2 separate regions of the Homo sapiens genome follow, and region 2 is linked to region 1. The links are chromatin loops, found by intact Hi-C in ENCODE. Cell type or tissue: MCF 10A. All regions are shown on one strand. Each heading gives the region's core, and the rest is flanking DNA. Links, peaks and the distances in the headings are about the cores only.

Region 1 (10,659 bases), core at 1,775-9,774:
TTTCACTGTGTCAGATTATCTAAGATACAGACTAAAACATTTACTAAATGATTGCATATGCCATTTTCCTCCAAAAGTCCCCTGTATTTGCCTTCGTCTACATTTTAGGGGGAAAAAGGTAAGAAACAAAGGGTTCAAAACTTCATCTTGCCTATTGTTTTTTTTGAAATGGCTAATATGCTGCCAGAAGATGTATCTTAAGTGAAACTCCCATTGTCTGAGTGAGCCCACGCGGAAGGCTGAGTGGAAGCGGCAGTCCATGGTTTGCTTCCAGCTGCAGGCAGAGCCCGGGGGAGAAGAGTACTAGGTAGGACCTACCTGTCTGCACGCCTCCCTCTCACCTGCTTTTCCTTCCTTCCATTGCTTCTTGTCTCTTCCCATGGAAATTGTGTTGTTCAGAATTTCTCTAGCCCTGGAAGGAGATGTTAGGAGGGTGAGCTGGTCTTAGAATCAAGGGAACTTGGATCATAAACTTGAAAATAAAGGAAAGTCTAAAAGAAAATACCAGCTTCTAAGTAACTTTAAAAATCATCTCTCCTTTTTTACAGGGGCTTCAAAATTTCTATGTGGCCTTTTTTTCTGAAGAAAACTTCTGGAAACACACACGCATACACACACACCATCCCCCCCCCCACACACACACACAGAGCACAGAGAGAAAGAGAGTGTGTGTGTATGTGAGAGAGAGAGAGAGAGAGAGGGAGATTCATAGACAGAAACTGGCAAAGAAAGGAAGATAATTCCAGTTAACTTTGCCCTTCTTGCTTGGTAAAGTACGGGAAATTCTGAAAATACCAAAAATTGTCCATGGCAGCGGAAGCACAGGACCCAAATGTGTGCAAAATTTCTCCCCTTTTGAGTTAAAATGACAGTGAAACTGTATATATGTGTGTGTGGTAGTAGAGCCATATGGATCCTGATATGTTTTTCATTTAAGCTTTGTGTAGTCGCCTTAAAATTGTGGCCTTAAGGCATTAACTTACAAAACAAATGTGTTTTGAAATGAGGAAACCATTAAGGTTGACGATGAATTTATGGTGGGTTTTGGTGCTGTTTAGTTAAGGTCACATGTGTTTAGCATATGACACAGACATTAAACTCAAAGCTTCTGTGTTTCAAAACATATAAAAAGCAGTTGCTGACATCTAGCACCCTTGTGGTTCTCCGTGGCTCTTTTCCAAGTGGAAAAATTCCCTGCAACATCAGTGGTTATTGTCCTTCTGGATACAATTACCTTGAATTTAATTCAAATTCGGCAAGACCTTCTGAGATATTTCTAAAATTCTTGTAAAAACTACAACTTTGAAGGAGAGAGGAGATATAGATTTTAAACTCACCTTTGAAACATGCTGGGAAGAGGAACTGATAATTTGGTTTCTTGCTAAGTGGGAAGTGCTCATCCAGTGTCCTCACTCCTGGATCCAATCTCCTGGCTCGTTGATGGGGAAGCCAAGCTCCAAGCCCCACTCATCACAGCCTGCTTTTCTTCTCTGGAGCCTTAGATATTAAGGGCACTTCTTGTGGTTTGAGGGCAAACATGCCATACGTCTCATTTCTCTTCGAGGAGCTGCAGATAACTCTGTTCCTGTGTTTTCACCCCCAAAGCTTTGTAAGGTACATGTAGCATAAGGTCTGATTTCCTGATGTCTCTGATATAAGAGTTTATTTCTGGCCTCATAGAAAAGGAATATAAGACGTGGCTCTCCTGAGTTCACTAAGGGCAGGTACAGCCTACCGTGCCCGTCTCTTAGCTTTTTTCAGGCCCTCTCAGGGAGCTGGATCATCACAGAAAAAGCTATGACCCGCTCCAAAGCCTTGGAGTGGTTGAACTTAGCCTAATCTTTGCACAGAGGAGATCTAACCTGGATTTGGGGTTAGGACCTCTTAACCATCAAGTTGTTGGCATAAGTCTGTTGGCAGAAAAGACTTGTTGGATTGTTGTTGTTATTACAGGTATAATTACTATTATCATTGTCATGATTATGTATTACCTAAATATTTCCAGAATATTATGACATTTTTAACAGTCCCCCTGTTTTATAGATGAAGAAATGAAGAACCAGAAGGTTGAGCAACTTGTCTCTTTACAATAGAAACATTTTTGATACTACATTTGTTTTGTATATGAGAGGGGCTATGGATATGGATGAATGAATGAAAAACTAAATGGATGAATAAATCAGAGCAGAAAGCATGACTTACCCTGATCCACAGATGCTCAATCTCCTATGCTGTCCGTCTTCTATCTAGGCACTCTTTTGTGTGTGCAGTTGGATTGTTTCCCCTTTCAGCCTAGCTTTTCTATTGTCAAAACTTAAATTATATAAACATTAAAGAGAAGCATAAACCCCAAACCCAAAAGAGTTAAATATTTTTCAGTAACTTTAAATGTTTGAGTATTGTAAATACATGCTTTATTTGACAAAAGTGACCCATAGCCATAAAATGCAAGTCTATGTGGAATTCCACTGAGTATCATTATTCTAAAAATGTTCCCAGCATCTGAATTGCCCCTCTGTTCTCTGCAATGGCTCACATATGTACACTCCACCAACAGGCATTGGTGGAACAGAGGACCGATTCACACAGAGATGCATTAGGAATGTGTGAATTCCATTGGCAGACATAGACTGGACAAGGAACTCCATTTTTGAACAGTGCCCAACAAGGAGGGCTGGCCTAGGATACAGACTTAATGAAGTTAAGGGCATGTAATTCCAAAGTGGACTTGAAGAAAGCCACCTCCCTATAATATGACTGCAAAATTGCTTCAGCCTGGACAATCAGCCCAAAACAGAACTAATTAAAGCCAGAGCCATACAAAGTTTAGACCCTAGGCAGTTTGACCCAGAGGTTTCAGAAAGGGTCATATCCAAGACCAGGAAAAGGTGACTATTCAAGGTTACTCCCCAATGCAGTTATATGCCTGATCTCTAAAATCTGAGCTGCACTCTAGTAGTCCACCTCATGACTTTGAATATTGCTTTCATCTCTCCTTGCTGTTTTCCTAGCTTTGTATTTCTCTTCTTATGAGTATGTACGTACTTTTCCTTCAGCCCTGGAGACACATGGTAAATCCCCTTAACATTCATTGCCCACATCACCATAAACATATTGTTATTTTTGATCATGCAGACTTGGAGGAACTTTCTCCCAGTGGAAAATTATATTCAGTTTTAGTACAAGACAGCCTGCTCTTCTCACTGTCGTAAGGGGCAGTATCAATATTTATGTTTTCAAGGTTTCTAACCAAGCTAAATAAGAAAGACTCTTGCTCTCCAGTGAAGTTCTTGGCAAAAGGCCATCATTTGCTCATCTTTGATGAGATGATTTTGAGAAAAGGAAAAAATAAGAAGTTTTAAAATTGTCAGGGACTATGAGATACAGCTGTTTTGGGGTGAATATTAAAGTTTTAGGAGATAAATTGATTCAAGTAATTGAAAATACTTTAAATAATTTGAAATTTAAAGGTGAGAAAATACTTGAGAGGAAATGTAGCAATTTGAGAAGTTTGTTTTCTAGCATTTGTATAATTATTTTCTCATCCCCATGATGATCATGCTGACAGTTGGTACTATCTTCCTATTCATATTAAAGGGTGTCATTGAGAAATGACTGAGTCATATGACAACGGTCATTCAATAATCAATACACATTGCCAATATGTGCATATACTTAGAAAAAAGCCTCTAAAACTTCCATTGACATTCTGGCTACCACGAGTGAGGTATTCTAGAGGTCCTAACACATGACATAGGTGGAATTATGTAATTCATTCCAGAGTTCTGCCTATGTTTGTGGTAGTTGGAGTAGTTATATCTTAATTTTATTTAAAAACCAGAAAGAAAGAAACATAAGGCAGCTGCTATCATCACTTTGACTTCTACCTTATTTTAAAACCCAGTCATTCCTCAGTTTCATCATTTAGCAGAATCTTTAGAGTACCATTCCTTGGAACATCCTTAAGAGGCTGATTCTTTCACAGTGAATTTAATTTGCTTTTATTGTCCCCAAAGTAGAAAAAGCATGAAATCACTTTTGGAACAAGTATATCTTGCTTCCACCTTCTTCTCAAAGAGTGGCAGCAACTTAGCTGGCACAAAGGGAGAGAGTATGATTAAAGCCTCATTAGTGTGTGGGGGAGTAAGGGGGAGGAAAATAATCTAATGGGCTGATTATTTCCTCAAATATTATATTGATATTTTTAGAAAACTCATAAGGTATAATGGGTTGTTTCCTTGTCACTGCTCCACCTTGAAACCTTGCCACTTATTAGCTGTGTGACCTCAGCAAGTCGTTTAGTCTCCCTGAGGCTTAGCATTCTTATCTGTGATTTGGGATAATAATGCCTACTTCACAGGTTTATTATGATAAATTAATAGACTAATGTATGTAAAACATCTTTATGAATCCTAACAAATTCAAATATAATTAGTGGTAGTAGCCATTTTATGCATCACGCTGCCAAATCACACACATTGTAGGATGGATAAGAAGAGAGATTAAGAACTGGTATAGGTAGGAGATCTGGAATGAAGTCAATTAACACATTGGAGTAAACCGCAAAACCAAGGATTAGCAACGGAGGGAAAATGGGACGGGAAGACTTAGAGGGCTGGATTCTTGTGCAGGTCGTGTGGGACCTGTGTAATACAGGATGAATCTTATAATCCAGGATGTTCTTCTCCTTGAGAGGGTGTGACTGGCGATGTAGGGAAAGGACTTTTACAGTTTCACAGCCAAACAGCCGAGGTCTTTGCATTAAATGACAGCTGGAAGAAAGTCTATGGAAAAGTTAGCGTCTTGCATCTAGTCCCAGTCCACATCAAAATGGGAGATGGGTTCTGGAGTCATACCTGGGTTTGAATTGCTTCAGACTGCCTGGTTTTTGGCAAGTCATGTATCCTGCTGTAGCTCAGTTTCCTTATCTGTAAAATGGAATAAGTTGATGTTGATAAGATCAGGTAAGATAATGAATGAAAACTTCCTGCTGCATAATAAACTTAATAAGTATTATTTTTATTTATTATTTATTATAATAGTTTTAATATTAACCAAAGTGAAGATTTACTAATGAGAAAATGAATGAATGTGTTTGCTCTCCTCTTTCTTCTTTCATTTAAAAAGGGAAAGCTTCAATGTGTGAGTTTTAGAACCATCATAAGATGATGTGTATTTTTAAAGGAGTTAAAATTATCCACTCTGCAAGGTTATGGTCTAGGTGGTCTTCACTGAATCATTTGTTAAGTTCATATGCACAAATACTGCAGACAGTCCTGAATTTGGCCGTTTCCTGTGAAAATGAAAGTAGTATCTCCCATCTAGAATCCCTTTGGCGGGCCAAGAGGAAGTGGTATGCCATCTAAACAGTCCGTTATTCTTCTTTTGAGAGAGTGGGTGCAGGGGTTAGGGGTAAGGCTAAGACTGTCATCTTAGGAAAGTGATAGATGTTGTTACCAATGGCGACTCTAGAATTTGCTCGCACGTCTGTTCATTATCTCCTAATACAAGGGCTCCCTCTGCAGGCTCCAACAACCCTCAGCTGTTGCGTGGGAAGCTATGTCCAGCTATGCGACAACCTGTTGTAATTCCTTTATTTGTGAATATTGCTGTATCCACTGACAATAAACTGTGTATCTGAAAATATCACAGGTCAACGCACTTCTTAGGTACCTACGGTGCTGCCTTATGACAAAACCAGTGCCGTCAAATGGCCAAGCAAGACCTGTCCGCAATTCTCTTGCTCACATTTACCAGGTGTGGTGGCCTAACATGGACACACGGCCCATGGAACCACAAAAGATCATTTTCAAAGACCCCACCATAGTGGAGAGACACTACTTCTGTGGATTCTCAGATCATTAAATGCCTAATGTTCCCATCTATCAAAGTATGGTACATATACACTGAGGAACAACTCTCATGCCGTGTTACAGACCAATTCTAATATCTGCAGAACGTTAAGACTTGATTTAAAGTCTATTAGATTCACAAAAGCATTGCTATAAGTCATTATTTTCCCGTAGTTTGAAAGATACAAAAGATTATTTAGATATGTGAAACATAGCTATATGTCAACAATTATATGGATAAGGATGGACAGTTTGTTTTAGGTGAACACTGAAGGACCACAGATGACATGGAACACATCTTAAATTCATTGGCTGAGGCTGCGGGACAGAGAGAACAGTAAGGTATCTACAGGGTCAGCTGTCCTACTGCAGTTGGCCTTCAGATACTCCCAAAGGTTGAGGGTTAGGGGGACGTGAATAAGGGAGACTGTGAAGGAGAGAATGAATAGCAACACTGAGCATTGACAAGGCTGGCCTGAGGTAAACTATGGACCTATTTTAACTGCTTTTCCCGCTTGCTTTCCCATGTGTGGGTATTAGTGTAATTAATACTAGTTGAGGGGAGGTTTTAGCTAACATTCTCACACAAAAAAAATCATGAATTAAATACTACAGTGTCAAATTTTTTCTTAAAACATACTACTTTGTTAAAAAAAAATCTTGCCTTCTCTCCGTATCCCTATGTTAAAAAAAAAATTATGTAACATTTGGTACATCCCAAGAATACACACGACAGATGTAAATTCTAATGATGTTGAATCTACCTGTGTGCTCCTCCCCTTTGCCCAGTTTTAATATCTTTAAAATCATGAATTATTATTAAGGGGGTCTATTACAGCAACACTATCTCAGGTTCACTGGAGAGACTTTTGCTGGATATTGTTTATGGATTTTTAAAAATTGTATTAAAACAATTATGAAAATTAAGCATGCACAAAAGTGGAAAGACTAGTGAAATGAACTCTCATTTACATATCACACTTCCTTAACAATTATCAACACATAGTTGATCTTGTTTTAGCTATATTCTTCACTCCTCCCCTCACCACATTATCCTGAAGCAATCCTCAGACATCATCCATATAAAGCTTTAGCATTTGTCATTCAAATGTAAGAACTCTTTTTAAAAACTTGACTACAATACTATTATCAAACCTAAAACAAATGAACAATTCCTTAATATAGCAAATATCCAGCATTCACATTTCCAAGCTTGTCTTACCCATTTGCTGCAATTGGTTTGTTTGGATTGGGATCCAAATCATGCCCACACATTGCATTTGATTGAAATAGCTCTTAAATCTCTCTTAATCAAAGTAGACTCCTCCCTTGTTTTTAGCTCGCAGTTAGTGTATGTGTTATTTGTACTTGCGGATTTGCTGATGATATCCTCATGGTGTTGTGTAACGTGTTTCTCCCTCTTCCGTCTATTACTGTAAGCTGGTAGTAATAGCCGGCAGGAACTTGGGGACACTCAAAGCTGGTAGGTCAAGAGACGTGTTTACATCCAGGTTCAGTTTTTTCTAGGCCAGAATATTGATAGGTAGGGTGGTGTATTCTCTAATGTATCACAGCAGGAGGCACATGGTGTCTGGCTATATCCTTCCTTTTTTTTTTTCTTTTTTGGAGACAGAGTCTCACTCTGTCACCCAGGCTGGCGTGCAATGGCGTGGTTTTGGTTCACTGCAACCTCTGCCTCCCGGGTTCAAGTGATTCTCCCGCCTCAGCCTCCCCAGTAGCTGGGAGTACAGGTGCCTGCCGCCACGCCTAGCTAATTTTTGTATTTTTAGTAGAGACACTGTTTCATTACATTGGCCAGGCTGATCTCAAACTCCTGACCATGTGATCCACCCACCTCGGCCTGCCAGAGTGGTGGGATTACAGGTGTAAGCCACTGCGCCCAACCTGGCCATATCCTTCCTAACCTTTTCACCTCATCTTGGAAGGGCACAGGTGAACGGAAATGAATGAGAGGAAGCCACCAAATCTGGGGTGGGTTGGGGTGACTGAGCAAAGAGGAGTATTATTTTTGATGAAACTTTCGATGATTTTGGGTAAGATTTACTTAACTATGCTTGACTTGTTTTGTTGGAGAGTGTCAAAATGTTTGGAAGAGAAAAGACATGTCCTTTTAAGATGTAGCAAAGTGTATGAATCAGTCAGGTGTAGTTGGAGAACTTCAGGCAGTGAACTTACACACTCTCCCTTTGAAAGTACTTCATAGGTACTCAAGAAAGGAGTGCTAATGGAAATGTATGTACTACAGGGTTTTCATGTTCTCTACTTGGAGCCCTTGATGTTGGAGTGATCCTTTCAGCTGGCAGGAACTTGGGGACCCTCAAAGATGGGAGTCAGTAGGAGAGAGGTGTTAAAGAGATAATTAGCACCCGTAGCCTTAGAAGCAGCTAAGTACTAAGTGGAACAGATGGAGACAGTATAATAAAAGTGGTCTGTAAGCAAAATAGAAATACATAATTATGAAAGTAGATATTAAAAGAATTAAGTCAGTAATAAAGTACAGTTTTAAAGTGGCCCCCGTCCTTTTAAGGGCTTGGGTTATCTGGAAGTATTTTAGAGTTTATAAGTAGAAAGTAAATTAAAAGATGGACTGTTTTTCTGAATGAACAACTTCAACATTTCTTGTAATTTATGGTTTTTGCAGTGTTGGAAGCTGGAAGCTGTTTAGCTGGTAACAGGATATGGGCAAAACAGGACCTAAGGCTAAAGGTCTTGGGTGGTAGTTCAAAGCCTGACCCTGGTTCTTTTTTTTCTTTATTACTTTATTCAGGCATATTTTACACATTCTAGAATTCATCCTTTTTAAGTATAAAATTCAATGGTTCTTTAAGTAAATTTGCTACTAAGCTATACAGCCATCACCATAAATCAGTTTTAGGTCATTTTTATCCCCCCAGTAAAATCCCTCACGACCATTTATAGTTAATCCATGTTGCTGTCCCTGGCCCCTGGCAGTGACTAATCTACTTTTTGTTTCTATAGAGTTACCTTTTCTGGGTATTATTTATAAATGTAATCATATATCTGGCTTCTTTCATCAGTAATAATGTTTTTGAGGTTCATTCATGTTATGGCATTTATTCATAGTTTATTCCTTTTTATTGCTGAATTTACAGCACTTTGTCCATTCACCAGTTGATGGGCATTTAGGCTGTTTCTAGTTTTGGATGATTATGTATAATGCTGCTAAGGGCATTCATATGCAAGTCTCTAAGTGGACATACATTTTTATTTTCTTTGGGTGTATATGTAGGAGTGAAATGACTGTATCATTTGGCAAATTTATGTTGAACCTTAAACCACCAAACTGTTTTCCAAAGTGGCTGCACCAGCAATTATGAGGGTTCCTGTTTTTCTACATCCTTCTAGCCCTGCACCTTAATAGCTGTGCAGACTTGGGCAAACCTTAGCTTCCACTTTAATAAAATAGGTGAGTGGAGCTGACATATACCAAGTGCCTATTCTGTGGTAAAAATCATGATAGAAACACTTACAAGCTTTGTCTCACTTAATTCTGAGCCCTTTGAAATGTAGATATTATTTTCTACATATGTGATGAATTTACCGAGGTTCAGAGAAGTTACATAAACTAGACATCATTATAATGCAAGATTATTGTGAGTACTAAATTATATCAAATAACATATATGAACATACATGGCATAGTCTTGGGAATACAGAAGGTGGCTAATGAAGCAATTTTTATTTCTCTCCTTCTTCCCATCATTAGCATCTCTAGTAGGTCTTGCCACAGGGCGTCACCTACCCTCATCAGGTACCACCAATTTTCTGGTAATAGTTGCCAGCTATGAAGCTGTCATGCCTTAGTGAAGCTGAAAATCCTTTTTAGAGTTTACCCTGCAGTTCCAGTTAATGAGGTGGCAGAAACATCATAACTCAAATAGCATAATCTTTGTTGCATACAATGATAAAAGCAACTAGTTCAGGATATGATTATATTTCTTAATGGTTGTTTTTTATTCTTGTCTCTTCTTCCATCCTCTATTCACAATACTCGTAATTACTTTTCCAAATTCTAGAGAAGAGGGTTCTGAAAAAAGTTAATGTTGCCAAGAAGTTAATTGACTTGATTAATTTGAAATGGACCTGGATCTGTTGGTTTGAAGATTGCCTAGGTGGTAATAGAAAAGTGATCTAGGAGAAGAGGGTTCAATTAATACCTTAGTCACATTCAAGAAGTTTTTGATATTAAAATATATATATTGAAAAAAACATAAAGTCTTTAAAAAATTAGTAACTTGTTATTTGTTGTGTCTTTTCAGGGAGAGCCTGGGGTCAGAGGCCCTCCAGGTCCTTCTGGGCCTCGGGGCGTAGGAACCCAAGGGCCAAAGGTGAGTCCTCAGCTCAGTGCTTTGTGTGAGGGTCAGATATCATCAGTGACAAACAAGTGAACAGTAACTTCATAATAAGTGTTCGTCTTGGTGTTGACTTATTTTTTTCTTGGTGACTGATGAAACGTCTTATTTTTCATATCAGGTGAACGTTCAGTAAAATAGAACATTCGAGTTTATAAAGCCATTCACTTCCCCCAAAAGAAATGAGCAAGTCAGCCTCTTTTTAACTGCAAAGTGCTCAGAACATTTCTGGGTTTCTTAGAGGCTGTGCCGTCATCAAGAAGCACATCTTTACTTTGGCAGAGGTGCCTCAGGTGGCTTTTTTAACAGGTCACCTGCTAATGTGTCATTGTGCCCTTTGTGCCACAGCTACTCTGGCAGGGTGTCAGTACAAGGGTCTAGACTGATTGTCCCTGGAGAAGATGAGAGCAACT
Region 2 (10,659 bases), core at 987-8,986, 940 kb before region 1:
ACATAACAAAAAAAGAAAACTACAGACCAATATCCCTGATGAATATGGATGCCAAAATCCTCAACAAAATACTAGCTAACAGAATCCAACAGCATATCAAAAAGATAACACACCATGATTAAGGGGCTTTCATACCAGGGATGCAGGGATAGTTTAACATACACATGTCAATAAATGTAATACACCACACAAATAGAAGTAAGAACAAAGATCACATGATCATCTCAATAGATGCAGAAAAAGCATTTGACAAAATCCAGCATCCCTTTATGACTAAAACCCTCAGCAAAATCAGCATAGAAGGGACATACCTTAATGTAATAAAAGTCATCTATGACAAACCCACAGCCAACATTATACTGAATGGGGAAAAGCCGAAAGCATTCCCCCTGAGAACTGGAACAAGACAAGGAGGCCCACTTTCACCACTTCTATTCAACGTTGTACTGGACATCCTAGCCAGAGCAATCAGAAAAGAGAAAGATTTAGGGCATCCAAATCAACAAAGAGGAAGTCAAACTGTTGCTGTTTGTTGATGACATGATTGTAGACCTAGAGAAGTTTAAAGACTCATCCAAAAAGTTCCTACATCTGATAAATGACTTCAGTAAAGTTTCACGATACAAAATCAATATACATAAATCAGTAGCACTGCTATACACCAACAGCAACCAAGCTGAGAAAAAAATCAAGAACTCAACCTCTTTTATAATAGCTGCAAAAAAATAAAAATAAAATGCTTAGGAATATACCCAACCAAGGAGGTGAAAGACCTCTACAAGGAAAACTACAAAACACTGCTGAAAGAAATCATAGGCAACACAAACAAATGGAAACATATCCTATGCTCATGGATGGGTAGAATCAATACTGTAAAAATGACCATACTGCCAAAAGCAATCAACAAATTCAATGCAATTCCCATCAAAAGGCCATCATCATTCTTCACAGAACTGGAAAAAACAACCCTAAAATTGATATGGAACCAAAAAAGACCACATAGCCAAAGCAAGACTAAGCAAAAAGAACAAACTTGGAGGCATCACATTATCTAACTTCAAACTATACTATAAGGTCATAGTCACCAAAACAGCATGGTACTGTTATAAAAATGGGCACATAGACCAATGGAACAGAATAGAGAATCCGGAAATAAAGCCAAATAATTATAGCCAACTTATCTGTGACAAAGTAAACAAAAACATAAAGTGGGAAAAGGACACTCTATTCAACAAATAGTGCTGAGATAATTGGCAAGCCACATGTAGAAGAATGAAACTGGATCCTCATCTCTCACCCCGTATAAAAATCAACTTAAGATAGATAAAATACTTAAATCTAAGACCTGAAACCATAAAAATTCTAGACGATAACTCAGAGAAACACTTCTAGACACTGGCTTAGGCAAAGACTTCATGACCAAGAACCCAAAAGCAAATGCAACAAAAACAAAGATAAATATATGAGACTTAATAAACTAAAAAGCTTCTGCACAGCAAAGATATAATCAGCAGAGTAAACAGACAGCCCACAGGTTTGGAGAAAATCTTCACAAACTATGCATCTGACAAAGGACTATATCCAGAATCTATAAGGAACTCAAATAAATCAGCAAGAAAAAAATAATAATCCCATCAAAAAGTGGGATAAGTACATGAATAGACAATTCTCAAAAAAAGATATACAAATGGCCAACAAACATATGAAAAATACTCAGCATTACTAATTATCAGGGAAATGCAAATCAAAACCACAATGATATTCCACCTTACTCCTGCAACAATAGCTATAATTTGAAAATTAAAAAATAATAGATGTTGGCATGGATGTGGTGAAAGGACAACACTTTTACACTGCTGGTGGGAATGTAAACTAGTACAATTACTATGTTAAATAATATGGAGATTCCTTAAAGAACTAAAAGATCTGCCACTGGATCCAGCAATCCCACTACTGGGTATCTACCCAGAAGAAAAGAAGTCATTATATGAAAACACATGCATGTTTATAGCAGCACAATTTGCAACTGCAAAAATATGGAACCAGCCCAAACGCCCGTCAATTGAGTGGATAAAGAAAATGTGAGATTGGATAGATAGATAGATGATAGATAGACAGATAGATAGATAGATAGATAGATAGATAGATAGATAGATAGATATGAATACTATTCAGCCATAAAAAAGGAATGAAATAATGGCATTCACAGCAACCTGGATGGAGTTGGAGACCATTACTCTAAGTGAAGTAACTCAGGAATGGAAAACCAAGTATCGTATCATAAGTGGGAGCTAAGCTATGAGGATGTAAAGGCATAAGAACAATACAATGGACTTTGGAGACTTAGGGAGGAAAGATGAGAGGTGGGTGAGGAATAAAAAGCTACACTTTCGGTGCAATGTATACTTCTTGGGTGATGGGTGCACCAAAATCTCAGAAATCACCACTAAAGAATTATCCATGTAACCAAACACCACCGGTTCCCCAAAAACCTTTTGAAATAAAAAGAAAAAAAAAATATGGATCTATATGAAGGAATGCACAACACTAGAATTGGTAGCTACCTGGAAAAATAAAAATAAAATAAAATGTATGAGAAAAATAGTCCAAAGGCTGAAAGAGGGAAAATAAAAGTATATTATTATATGATTATTATACTTTATAGAAAGCTGTGTAATATTGATTCTAAATAGACTGTAATAAGTTAAAAATGCATATTTGAACCTCAGATCAATGTCTTAAGAAAACAAAGAGATACAGTTCAAAAACCAATTTAGGAAATAAAATATAATATTATAAAATATTTAATTAACACAAATTATTATTCTGCCACTTACTTCTTATGTAACCTTATGTAAGTTATTTCAACTTCTTTTAACTTCAGTTTCCTCATCTCCCATTAAATGTATTTAATAATATTAATTTCATTAAGTTGTGATGATAAACCAATCTTAAAGTTCCTTGAGGGAAAACACCGTATCTTTTTAATTGTATATTGTGTATACCAGGCACAGTGCTTGGCACATGGATTTTTACATTAAGTAATTTTTCTCTTAAATCCTACCCTATATGACTTAGTGCCTGGCATACGATAGACGTGCAATAAATATTTTTAAGTAAATCTATGGCAAAGTTTTCTATTAAATGATGAAATACAGTAAGATATATCAAAAGTAGAGCAAATAAAATATCACGCATTTTTATTTGATAAACTATAAGTAAAGGGAGAGTTGCATATGTACGTGCAAAAACAAATCAAAGAATATTTGAAGATAATGAAAGACAATGCTTCATTTTTTTGTCTCCTTAACATTGAGATAAACATCAAAATCTACAATGCACCTTAGAAATATAGCCTAAAATAAGCTTATCCTCAAATGATTTAAAATTCATCACATATTGAGTCCTGATGATCTGGAACGATTGTTCTTTCCAAATGAGGTGGTTTCTGGGGACTCTAGTTAGCAACAAGCAGTGAAAGAAAAAAGTTAAGAGTCTCCATATACCAATCACAGATAATGTCTGATTAGCAAGTACTGAGGCCCTGGAACTGTTTGGCCAAAAACCACTTTTATTTAAATACGAAGTAGGGTCAAGGAGAAAAAACAAGACTAACTTATTGAAGCATCTCTAAGAAGACATGTCAAGAAAGTCTTCAGACCTCAGAAATATTTACTGGCTTAAAAGTATTCCCACTAACTCTTCTCATAATTAATAATGGCAATTGTCATCATTTGCTAAGCAGAATTTCTCCAGGCCCTGAGTTAACTTTATATATATTACCTAATTTAGTATTCACAGTAACACAATGATTCCTAAGTCCAGCCTTTTTAAAATTTGAGATAGGCAGGACTTGACTGTCCTGCCTATCTCAAATGTATTATGGAAATGAGGATATCTAATATTAGTGATTATCTGATTAGGCATGCACCTGAAAAGTAAGCCCACCATGATGCCAAGCACATGTAGTCCTAGATGCTTGGAGCCTGAGGCAAGAGGATCCCTTGAGCCTAGGAGCTTGAAGCCAGCCTAGATAACATAGCAAGACTTTGTCTTAAAAAAAAAAGTGTTTAAAGGAATATATTATTATATTCTAACATATTTTTAATTGTTTATATTCATCTGAGATTTTGGAAGGCCTTCATTAATTTACACAGCAGATAGTATCCTCTATGTTTACTCACGCACACACATACAAACACAAAAACAAATACACTTTAGAGTCAGTGCAGTGAAAGGAAAGAATCCAGGCTTCAAAGTCAGGTAAATTTGTTTCAAATATTGTCTCTACCACTTAGAAGATGCATGGCCATGACAAAATATTTAATTCTCCCTTTTCTGATCTATACAATGAGGATAATAGCATCTACCTCCTAGAACTTCTTGGGGTTTAACTTGGGTAGCGTTTGTGACAGACCTCAGCACAGAGACCCATAAATGCTTCTCATCTTCTTTCTTCTTCCAAAAAGTCACATGCATTTAAGAGTCCTACTTTTAAAAAATGACCTGCCATTTGGACACCATCATTTTATGTTTTCTGGACAGCACAGGTCCTACTGTGTTCTCCAAATATTGTAAAGACTTTGCCTGGTCTCTTCTTGTTTGCTTAGCAACCTACCACCAGATGGCAGAAGATGTGTGATGAATCAGAAGCATAAGGGCATCTCTGTTGGGAAGAAGATAGGCATTCCAGAGACGAGAGCAAATAGAATAGTATAGACTCTTCCCACCAATGGATATAAGACATTGTGCAGATAATTCCTACTGTCCATGAGAAGGTAATGGTTAAGATCTCTTCACCTCTTAAGAGCCATAGTTAGTATGTCCCAGGAAAGCTCTGTTCCAGGCTAGACTCAGTCACACAGATCCCACATTCCCATCAGCAGGAATAAGTTAGTGTGGATCTAAATTTAAAAGATTATGACTCAAGTATCATAATGAAGAATGGCAGAAACAAATAATAACAAAATGAATTTTTTTAATTCATGATTCCATACAAATATAAAATGTGTATATATATTATATATGTGTGTGTGGTCATGTTTATATGTTTAACAATGATAAATAAATAATATTTTAAGTGGAGTGGACAAGCAAAAGCTCTGTTTTGCAAAATAATTCTAACTAATAAATTAAGAAGGAATAATAGAATTCAAAAATCACCATTTGCAACCACCATAGTAATAATTGATTGAGATAATAATTAGTAATAGATGCCAAAAGCACAGATGAAAGACTGTTGAAGAACAGGATAGTAACACAATCTGAAATTATTTCTCCTTCAATTACTTATTAATTTTAATGAAGAAAGGTATATTTGATAGTGGGGAAATCTGATGGACCTCACTTTAATCAAAAGATCAAATTTAGCATAACCAATAAAAGAACAAACTGACCTAATGCGTCTCCTAATTAGATACCCTAGGGTGACAATATACAACATCACTTCTGTAGTTTTCTGCCAAAAAAAGTTTAATCTGAATAATAAGAAAATCATTAGACATCTGTCAAATGACCAACCTTGACTCTTCAAAAGGCCAAAAGGACAAAAAAAAAGTTCTAAATTAAAGACCCATAGAGGCATGACATGCCAATGCAATTTTAATTTTTTAATTTTTCAAACTTTTTTAAACACCTATAAAGGACATTTTTGGAACAATTGTGAAATTTTGAATATGGACAAGAAATTAGATACTAGTGTTGTGTTAATGTTGATTTCTTGAGTGTGATATTGATGTTTGGTTATGTCAAAGAATGTCCATTTCCTAGCAAACACAGGCAGAAGAGGCAAGCACCAGGAAACCTGCAACGAATTCTCAGCTTGTTCAGGAAAACAAAAATATACATATATGTTATATATTTTTTTCCTACTGTACATGAGAAGGTAATACTTAAGATTTCTTCTGACTGCTAAGAGCCATTAGTATCCACATATCCCAAGAGAGCTGTTCTTACATTGAATAGCAACAGAGAGAGAGCATACAAGCACAAAAGTGACAAAATGTTAATAATTATATATAGGGTTTAGGTTTATGTGTGTTTATTGTACTACTCTTGGATATGCTTTTTCTTTGAGATTGAACTTTACTGGGGGCTATTTTTCTAATTTTTCAACTGACAAATAATCATTGTACACATTTACAGTGTACATAGTGATGATTTGATACATATAATGTTTAGTGATCAGATCAGGATAATTAGTATATCCATCATCTCAAACATTTATCATGTCTGTGTTGAAAACATACAATAACCTCACCTCTAGCCATTTAAATCTATATAATATTCTTAACTATAGTGGATGACTATAGTTAACAGTAATATTTTTTTTTATATGATTCTGGGAAATCTCATTTGAGAAAGTCATTTCAGTTCTAATTGGGATCTGCCATCCTAGGGGACAAAAGTGTATATTGAAGTTTAAATGAATCAATGAGCAAAATAAGCAAGTCCATGCGTGTTATGAGGAAAGTGGTCTGAATCAGCTGGTTCCCAGAGGTGTGGGGCAAGAGTTTATGCTCCTCCTTCTCTGCTCTTCTGACTATATTGTTCATTTTCTCTTAAATTTCCTAGTTACAAAAATAGCTCAGGCCAGAGGGAGGAGTCATTTTCTTCTCACAATGACAGTCTACAGTGTAAACCTTTATTCTTCTGAATTGCCTTTCCAGTTGGGACCACAGAGATGACTATCAGTGCATCTATAATATAAACATGGTTGCTCTGAGCTCCAGCAGCATGCCCATTTACTGTAAGGCCATATGTGAGCTCCACAGGACGGCAGCATATACGGTTATCTGAATTTATTCTCTACCTGGAATGAAAGTAGGTCATCACATCCATATCTGAGATAGGTCAGACTTCAGAGCTTCTCTCAGCCCCCCAGCTGTTTCCCTTATGTTGTTACACTTTCCAGGGCTGCACAGAGTCTATTTTGAGATTTTTTTTAAAGTGGAAAGTTGGTATGGTGTCTGCGATCCATTGAAATATATTTTCTAAAGGACACACTTCTTTAGAAAACAGGCAGTCTACTGCCCTCCCATTCCCTGCCTCCTGTGCTTAGCCCTTAACCACGTTAAACCTGGAATATACATAGGAATCTATCAGATGTTGAAACAAACAACATGCCCAGGAATCCATTCTGACAGGGACTGGCCAGGTGTGGACTGTCCTTAGGTTCTTCCTTCTTTCTATACCATTTGTAAAAGTGTAGCTCTATATTTTACTACTATGTTAACTTGAATCCAGAAAAATAAACACAAGAATTTCAAATATTTTCAGGGTGTCTTAAACAAATTTCTGCATTTCTGTTAAGCAAATATCTGCATTTCTGTTGCCTCACTTCTAAAATAGTGATGTGTCTCATTAAGTTGCATGGGAATTAAATAAGAATGTGAACTTCTGCTTGATCACGAACTCCTAGAGAGTAAGGACTTCCTCATTCTTCTTTGTGTCACAGCACCGCATCTGAATATAAATAGATGCCTTAACAAAGACAGTCTCCTATTTCCACGTAGTCTAGGAAAGACCATTTTAACTAATAGGTTCTATAGTTATATGCTGTAATATTTGATGTATAACAAGTATATGTAGCTCTGTTTGTTTTGCTGTTCTTACTCTGAATGGCACCAGTTCTTAGATACAAGAAAATACTGGTTTGAATTTTAAAATACCACATTGTTGTCTTTTAATTAGATGATTAAGATAAACAGAGCAATAAGAATATTATTCAAAGGTTTTTCTATCTTAGGACAAGGGTCAGCTAATTTTTTACGAATAGCCCAATAACAAATATCTAAGCTTTGTGGGCTATATGGTCTCTGTCACCACTACTTAACCCTGTGATTGTAATGAGAAAGCAGCCATAGACAATATATAAGTAAATAAACATGACTGTTTCAATAACACTTTACTTATAAACACTGAAATTTAATTTAATCTTAATTTCATTTCATTTTAATTAACTTTAATTTTAATTTCATTTAATTTTCACGTGTCTCAAAATATTCTTTCTTTGAATTTTGTTTCAAACATTTAAGAATGTAGAAAACACTCTTAGCTCGCAGACTATACAAAACAGGCAGTTTGGTGTTAGAATATTACCTGTATTCGAATATTGTATGAATTTATCAAGCATTTTCATATCAATCTAAAATTTGACTTCTAAAAGTATGAGTTAAACAGATATTGAATTGAAATTCATATTTTAAAGAGAGAGGGTTAAGACAATCGTTAAGTGCTTCTTTAGAAAGTAGTCCTTTATCAGAAATGTATTGATTTGTTTTTATTATTTTCTAATAACAATCAAAGTTTCTAAAATTTCTGAATTTAAGTGAACTGTAAAAATTATTTTCACTGTGTAGGTGATTTAGAATGATTAAATTAGTCATGCTTCAATCAGTTTTAATTGCTTGGGGGTGCTAATTAAGAGCACATTTATTCATTTACTTTTTATAAGTAACCTCCCCACACACACAAGTACTAACAATGTTAGAGGTGCCATACACGTTTTTGAGAAAGAAGTATGTATTTTTTTCTTGATATGTAATCATCCCAGTTGGGGGGGTTCAGTATATGTCAATAGAAGGGAGAACTTGACAAACCCAAAAGAAAAGCCAAAATGTATAAAAGACTCTTATCAAAAAAAGGGAGCCTGTTAGGTTATTGTTCACTCTTCTCTAGCTGATTCACCCAAAACTTCAGAACCTATGCTTGAAAACCTGTGTCATCATTTCTTCACATATAGTTGTGAGGGATGGGGAGGATGGGAGTTATTCATTTAACAAATATTTATGAGTTCCTCTTATATGCCAATGACTGCTCAGGCATTGGCAAAGTGGTGGTGAACCAGGTAAGTACGTTCTCTATTCTCACAGAGCTTGCATTCTAGTGAGCATAGGTGAACAAATGAAGAAAAATGTTAGGTAACGACGAGTACAGTGCAAAGAATGTTAATAGGCTATTGTAGCAGAGAGTAACTACTAGGAAGGCTGGTTAAACCAGCTGATCAGAAAAGGGTGTCCAAAGGAAGGTAACACTGAAGTTCAGATATAATTAACAAGAAACTGGTTGCATCTTGAAAGGGAAGTGCATTCCAGGCAGAGGGAACAACTAGAGCAAAGGCCCAAGGTGAGAATGAGAATGAGCTGTTCTATTTGAGAAACAAAAAGAACCCCTGTATGCAGTGTTTTGCAAGCCAGGGTAAGAAGTTTGGATTTTATTTTAGGCATAATGGGGCAAGAGCTTAAGGAGACAGATCAGTAAGAAAGGTATTACTGTAGTCCAGGCCAGAGATGATGGTGGCTGTGAGCAAGGTAGCAATCATGGAGTTGCAAATAAATGGAGGTGGAAAAGGCAGATCTGTTTTGAAGATAAAAGCAACAGGTCTGTAAAACATTAGATGTGGGAGATAAGGAAAAGAGGATCAAGAATGACTCCTCAAATTTTCGTTTTAGCAACTGGAAGGATAAAATTACCACCTACTGAGAAACTAAGACTGTGGGGATGTGGGTTTTGGGTGGGGGCAGAGCAAGAGTTCTGTTTTAGTCATATTAAACTTAAGATACTGTATTAGTTTCCCAGGGCTGTTGTAACAAATTACCACAACCTGTGTGGCTTAAAACAATAGAAATGTGTTCTCTCACAGTTCTGAAGGGCAGAAGTTCAAAATCAAGGTGTGAGTAGCTTAATGAATTCTAACTGATTCATTATAATTCTACATCTGTTGAAAACTGAAATGAGCTCTTCAATTGAGACAGAGAACTGCCTAATGATTAAGAGCAGAAAACTTTTGCAGGCAGACTACAGGCAACAGATATGCCACCCTAAAAATACGACACTTTTGCTTAAGGATTATTTCGAGCTGATGATTTTGAGAAACAGCAGACACAGGAAAAGGTCTGAAAACACTAGAAATTACCCTTTTGTAATGTAAATTTACATTTGTAAAATAAATCTCCATTTTCAAGGATGACCTTCCACTCTGATCTCCTCTCTTCTTTCCAGGAAGAAAAAAAATGACTAAATCACAGGACCAAACCTCATTCTTGCTGATACACATTTTCTGGCTACCTTCCCATAACTGGCCTTCCCTACATCCTTTTTATTTTTTCTTTAGCTGATGATGATATTTAAGCCTGAATTCCAAGCCACCTCAGAGTTACTCTTTCCTTGAATTTTATCCCAGGTATATAGGAAGCACACATGTTAATAAATGGCTGTTTGTTTTTCTCTTGTTAATAGGTCTTTTGTTATAGGGGCCCCAGCTTACAAGGGTCCAAGAACTTTGAAGAGTAGAGAGAAAAATATTTTTTTCTCCCCTACAATATCCTGGATTTGATTACTGATGCTGCCACTTTACTAGCTGTGAGACTTTGGGCAAATTATTTGACCTCTGCATGCCTCTGTTTCTTCATCTGGAAAGTGGGGCTACAATGCAATTCTGACACTAATTACGTGGAGTTAGGTAAAATTTCACAGAACAAGGGCTCAGACCTCCACAAGACTGGCCTCACTTCAAACACTAGCCACAAACTCAGGGATTCCCAGGCCACCTGCACTTCTGACCAAATGGCCTCAAGTTTGGAGGCTTTCACTACCTCTCCAGGTTTGATAATTTGCTGGAACAACTCCCAGAACTCAGGTATGTGCTATACTCTCACA

What was found. Peaks named below come from ENCODE experiments on the same cell type or tissue, not always from the same donor. Only the 100,000 strongest peaks of a DNase experiment are listed, where the experiment ranks them.
Region 2: a loop joins it to region 1, with 11 times the contacts of the local background. A loop is called at or near these places in 2 of 110 quality-filtered maps.

Annotation. Positions count from the first base shown.
Region 1 is chr7:7,419,448-7,430,106 of GRCh38, reverse strand. It overlaps COL28A1 (collagen type XXVIII alpha 1 chain), which reads left to right. Exons shown (of 35, transcript NM_001037763.3): 26 at 10,154-10,222. Among named protein-coding and RNA genes, the nearest start is that of COL28A1, 110 kb to the left of the region's middle. In MCF 10A, for the core only: a CTCF peak has its summit at 5,510 (motif pointing left); a DNase peak (open chromatin) is centred at 5,516.
Region 2 is chr7:8,359,654-8,370,312 of GRCh38, reverse strand. No RefSeq gene overlaps it. Among named protein-coding and RNA genes, the nearest start is that of NXPH1, 69 kb to the left of the region's middle. In MCF 10A, for the core only: a CTCF peak has its summit at 4,599 (motif pointing right); a DNase peak (open chromatin) is centred at 4,632.